Linked DNA regions of Homo sapiens: region 2 is linked to region 1. A link is a loop called in an ENCODE intact Hi-C map of the cell type or tissue named here. Cell type or tissue: Caco-2. All regions are shown on one strand. Links, peaks and the distances in the headings refer to the core of each region. The heading gives the core; the rest is flanking DNA.

What was found. Peaks named below come from ENCODE experiments on the same cell type or tissue, not always from the same donor. Only the 100,000 strongest peaks of a DNase experiment are listed, where the experiment ranks them.
Region 2: it touches region 1 in a loop (11-fold over the local background); 3 of 110 quality-filtered maps call a loop at or near these places.

What each region holds. Positions count from the first base shown.
Region 1 is chr9:75,850,477-75,853,403 of GRCh38, forward strand. LOC105376091 (a long non-coding RNA gene) reads left to right here and starts at 2,360. Exons shown (of 3, transcript XR_929952.2): 1 at 2,360-2,424. In Caco-2, for the core only: no CTCF peak of the experiment used is centred there; a DNase peak (open chromatin) is centred at 1,665.
Region 2 is chr9:75,490,891-75,493,817 of GRCh38, forward strand. No RefSeq gene overlaps it. Among named protein-coding and RNA genes, the nearest start is that of PCSK5, 400 kb to the right of the region's middle. In Caco-2, for the core only: no CTCF peak of the experiment used is centred there; no DNase peak of the experiment used is centred there.

The DNA.
Region 1 (2,927 bases), core at 220-2,719:
TTTATTGCTTTATCAATCCCAGTAGACAGTAAGCTCCTTGGGTGGGAAGACCATGTCTCGTTCTATTGTAACCAGCACAGTCAAAAATATGCAGTAAGTGCTCAAAGCTGATCTCCAGTCATGTGTCACTTAACAAGCAGATAAGCTCCGAGAAATGCATCATGAGGTGATTTTGTTGTTATGCCAACATCATAGAGTGTACTCACACAAAACTAGATTTTCTAGCCTACTTACATACCTAGGCTACAAGGAGTAGCCTATTGCTCCCAGGCTGCAAACCTTAACAGCATGTGACTGTAATGAATACTGTAGGCAGTTGTAACACGTTAAGTATTTGTGCATCTAAATATACTTAATATGGAAAAGGTACAGTAAAAAATAGTATTTAAAAGATTAAGAATGGTATACCTATAGAGAGCACTGATATGGTTTGGCCTTGTGTCCCCACTCGAATCTCACCTTGAATTGTAATAATCCCCACGTGTCATGGGAGGGACCTGGTGAGAGGTAACTGAATCATGGGGGCGGGTTTTTCCGCTGCTGTTCTCGTGATAGTGAATAAGTCTCATGAGATCTGATGGTTTTATAAAAGGGAGTTCCCTGCACATGCTCTCTTGCCTGTCACCATATAAGATGTGACTTTGCTCCTCCTTTGCCTTCCGCCATGATTTTGAGGCCTCCCCAGCCATGTGGAACTGTGAGTCCATTAAACCTCTTTCCTTTCTAAAGTACCCAGTCCCAAGCATGTGTTTATTAGCAGTGTGAGACCAGAGTAATACAAGCACTTACCATGAATGAAGCATACAGGACTGGAAGTTGCTCTGGGAGTATCAGTGAGTGAGTAGTGAAAGCAAAGGCCTAGGACATTACTGTACACTACTGCAGACTTTATAAACACTGTACATTTAGGCTACACTATATTTACTTAAATTTTTTTTATTTCTTCAACAGTAAATTAACCTTATCTTACTGTAAGGTTTTTACTTAATAAACTTTTAATTTTTTTTAATTTGTTGAGTCTTTTGTAATAACAGTTTAAAACACAAACACATTATACAGGCATAGAAAAAATATTTTCTTTTTTATATTCTTATTCTATAACTCTTTTCTCTTTTAATTTTTTTATTTTTTTAACTTTTGAAAGTTTTCTGTTAAAGATGAAGACACAAACACACATATTAGCCTAGGCCTGGAACATCAATATCATTGTCTTGCACCTCCACATCTTGTCCCAGTGGAAGGCCTTCAGGGGCAATAGTACACATGGATCTGTCATCTCCTATGATAACAATGCCTTCTTCTAGAAACCTCCCAAAGGACCTGCCTAAGGCTGTTTTACAGTAAACTTTTTGAAGGAAATAATGTATACAGTGGTCCATTTTCAAGACAAAGTGCCTTGAATTGACTTAGGTTAGCAAACTACAGAAGAAACAAGATATACTAGGCCACTGCTTGGCTAGCCAATGCCTGCTTGTCGGCCTCCCCCTCCCCTTTCTTCCCCCCAACGCTTAGTTGCCCTCACCAGAACCAAAAAAGTTTAGTCTAAAATGAAAGCTTTCTAGCCTGCAAAATAGCTCGCTTTATCTATTCTTATCAGCCTGCCCAGCTACTTAGGTCATAAGTCAAATATTTAAAGAGCCCCTGAGCTAACTAGGATTGTAATGCATTGTGGGCTGCAACAAAATGCGGCAAGACAACCCTAAAGAAAACACCTAAAGCCCCTACCCAACAATCAATAGGCAACGTCCAGGAAGATTGTGACCCCATAGCACTCAGCCTCTAAGGAACTGGGGGAGGGACTTGCGCACTAGGGGATAAACTGCTTGTTAAAACTGTACTGGGTGTGCCTGTCCATCAAACACGGATCTTGCAAGACTGTCATTAAAAGTCTCACTTTCGCTGTTCTCCGGGTCTCTAAGTCCATTCTTTGGGTTTGAATGGGTAAGTTTGTTTCTCATACTTTTTTAATAAGCAGAGGCAGTACACTCTAAAATAATGATTAAAAGTATAGTATAGTAAATACATAAACAAAATAGTCATTTATTATAATTATCAAGTATTATGTACTGTACCTAATTGTATCTGTTAGACTTTTATACCATTGGCAATGCAATAGGTTTGTTTATACCAGCCTCACTACAAACACCTGAGTAATGCATTGTGCTATGTTATTAGGACAGCTAGAACATCACTAGGCGACAGGAATGTTTCAGTTCTATTATAATCTTTTATAGTCTATTATAATGGACCATATATATGGCCACTGTCATATATGTTATCATTAACTGAAAAGTTGTTATGCAGTGCATGACTATATTCTGTCGTTGCAGCTTATTGTCTAAAACTATGTCCTTTCTCAGTCCAATACAAGTATTCCCAGCAGTGGTGTCTCAACTATCATCTAGACTGCAAACGTCCTGAGAGGTAAGGGCTGTTACTCAACATTATATCCCCACAGTCCAGCCCAGTGCTTGACTCACAGTAGATACTGCAACAAATTGCTAATTTGAATAGAATTCTCAAGAGCGTCTATGCTAAAAACTTTCCTTCCCTCTTCCTAAATACCACATTAAGAAATATCTCACCAGGCACAGTGGCTCATGCCTGCAATCCCAGCACTTTGGGAGGCAAGGGTGGGAGATCGTTTGAGGTCAGGAGTTCAAGACCAGCCTGGCCAACATAGTGAAACCCCGTCTCTACTAAAAATACAAAAATTAGCTGGATGTGGTGGTGGGTGTCTGTAATCCCAGCTACTCAGAAGGCTGAGGCAGGAGAATTGCTGGAACCCGGCGGAGTGGAGGTTGCAGTGAGCCAAGATCCCACCATTGCACTCCAGCCTGGGTGACAGAATGAGACTCTGTCTCAAAAAAAAAAAAAAAAAAAAAAAAAAAGAAAGAAAAGAAAAGAAAAAAAGAAGTATCTCTACT
Region 2 (2,927 bases), core at 192-2,691, 360 kb before region 1:
TAACTTCAATTTAAATTTGTTCAACACTTTCTGGGTAGTTTTGAGCCAAACCCTCCAAAGGAAGCAATGCAATATGAAGCCTTGTCCCTATCCTCTGTGAGTTTATGCTAAAGTAGGAGAGAGAATAATAATGATAATAACAACATGATAACAACCACCATGATATTTTGCACACTATGGGCATCTGCTAAGTCTTTTAAATGCATGATTTTATTTAATGCTTATAATAACTCTATCGTGTAACATCATCTCTTACTTTTGAAAATGCTATAATTAAGGCTCTGTAAGCTTGAGTCATACAGCAAGTTAAGGGTAAAGGCATAACTTGAACTCAGGATGGTTGGGTTTCTAGGTCCTTGCTCTTGTTCACTATACCTTACCTCTTATATCTAAAGAAAAATATGTTTGACTTAAAAATTAATTCACAGAAGGCAGAGATGACATTCATTTGTAGGATCTAGAGTTGTTTAATGGAGGATATGGACTTTGAGGGTAGCTATAGGATGTGATGGGGGCAGAAAACACAATCCACAGACCCCCTCCGTGCTTTGAGTGTACTCACAACTGAGACTGGTCCAGGATAAAAACAGGGGATAGCATCAATTCAAATACCTCTTAGGTTGCATCTTATACTTTTCATATTAGCTCATTTTTCCCCATTCAAGCTTGCCTTCCTAATGATTCTGCTAAGTGTAAGGAATTAACCTGCAATTCTAAAGAGTCACAGCTGGAAGGATTTCATTTTGGAGGCAGTGAGGCCAAGAAAATTTAGCAGTGTTGATTGAGCAGACCCATAAGTTATTGAGCTTGGAGGGAACATGTGCTTCCTGGACCGATGAGGTTTACATGACTGATAATGGCTTTATTGTGTTGCTATTGGGCAACTTGTGTGTTGAAAGCTTTGCTTTCTCTTTCCAGGCTCTTTGAAAGCAGGGGCTGATGCATCCTTCTGTCTCAGCACAGTGCCCCATCCACCTGACAGACACAAACAGCAATTTTTATGCACAGCAAGTCTGATCCCTGGAAATAACCTTAGAAGTTGTAAAACCAGGGATAATAATGATTTTTGTATACCCTGCTTCTCCCTTTCTAGGGTAGAGCAGACATGGCCATAGGTAACCCCAGCTCCCTTTATGAATATTTTGGATAAAAGCAACCTGCTGAGAAATCTCAGTAACCCTCCTTCACGGTTTTGTAGCAGTACTCCTAGGCCAGTGAGTTTCAACTGCTTTATAAGGAATGAATATTTATTATTTACAATGTATCAGACACTGAGTTAGAGACCTTATAGACCACCCGCTTAACTCTTAACACTTCACAGTAACACTGCAAAACTTGAGATTCAGAGAGGTTAAGAATCTTGCTCAAGGTCACACAGCCAGCAGATGGCAGAGTTAAAATTGGAATCTGCTTATATATGGCATAAAGCCAATGATGCCTTCACTTTAAGCTGTTGGTAGGCATGATTACCATTGTTTGGCTGGGAATAGTGAAACCTGGAAGTTAAATAATTTGAAAGGTCACCTTGCAACCCAGGAGTAGATATTATCTATATCCAGTCACAGCAGTGTGCTTTTGTCAGAGCAGACTTCTAAACAGTGTTACACGTCAGGTACTGGTCAGAAATAGAACATGCAGAAGTGAGAAAACACATTATTTGGAGAAAAAAACAAAGTCAAACTTCTAGAAAAATGCCTGAGAGTTTCCATTAAAAGCAACTTGAGGAATTATTGTTATTTACAGCTGGTTATCACCAAGATCCTTCCAAATTGGCCATTTATTTTTGAAGGTGTTAATGTCAGGCTCAAAATATGTCAACACTGGGAAACTTCAGAATAATCAGTTGGACAGATGATCTGTAGGCTTGTTGCACAGATACTCTTTGTGAAACAGACAGCTTCCTACTAGGACCTGGCAGGGAAGCAGCCTCTATTGCCATATTTTTCTGAAAACAGCCTGGGTAGTTTGAGGGGCAAGAATCATATACTGTATGTATCACCTAGAGATGATGATCTGTCCATTATGGCTTGTGGTTTTCTTTTACACTATTTGATGACCGTACTTAAAAGAACTGCATTTTTGCATGCATTGGATAAAGTGTCCAAGGCAAGCAATTAATGATACATCCATTTTAAATCTAATGTTAGAAGGAGAGGTATTCTAAAGTAACAAAGAAATAAAAAGCTCCCACTAAGAAATAACTAGGGTATATCACCTTGGGACTAAAATGCCGTTGAAGATTCACATAGGCTAAATTGTAAACATCTGGATATCATACGGCTAGCCTTGTACTTTCTTAAAAGTTTCTAACTTTAGTAATGTGGACAAATAATCTATGTGGCTTAAGATTTTCTCTATGTCAAGAAAAGTTTCTGTCTTAGGCTTAATAACCATGAAATAAATGTCAAATCGTATCAGATAATGCTGTGTGTCTCCTGGGTTAAAGCAATGCTTATAATATTCAGAGCAACATCGATGATCCTTTTCTAAATTGGCTGCCATAGAAGTTTTGTGGGGAACTTCAGTGAGCCTGGGGCTCTTCCTACACCCTTTGGGTCTAGTAACTAGGTCCTGGTAAAGCTGTGTGGACTTAAAAAAACATAGGATCCTAGACTGCTCCTTGGGGAAAATATGTAACAACAGTATGTAGCATTACTTGGGCTTCTTTTCTCTATCAGTCAGAATTGGATAAACAATGCTGCAGAACAATGCTGCAGTAACAATCACCTAAATTTATGTGGCTTTCTACAATAAAAAACTGTTTCTTGCTTATGTCATCATCTGTGTCAGGCTGGATGGCTTCTCTAGGCAGCTTTCTTCAGGCAGTGACTCAGGTATCTGGGTTTCTTCCACTGTATGTCTCTATCACTGGGCATGTTCCAATGCCTGTTTCATGGATGGGACAAAGAAGGTGTTTACAATCACAT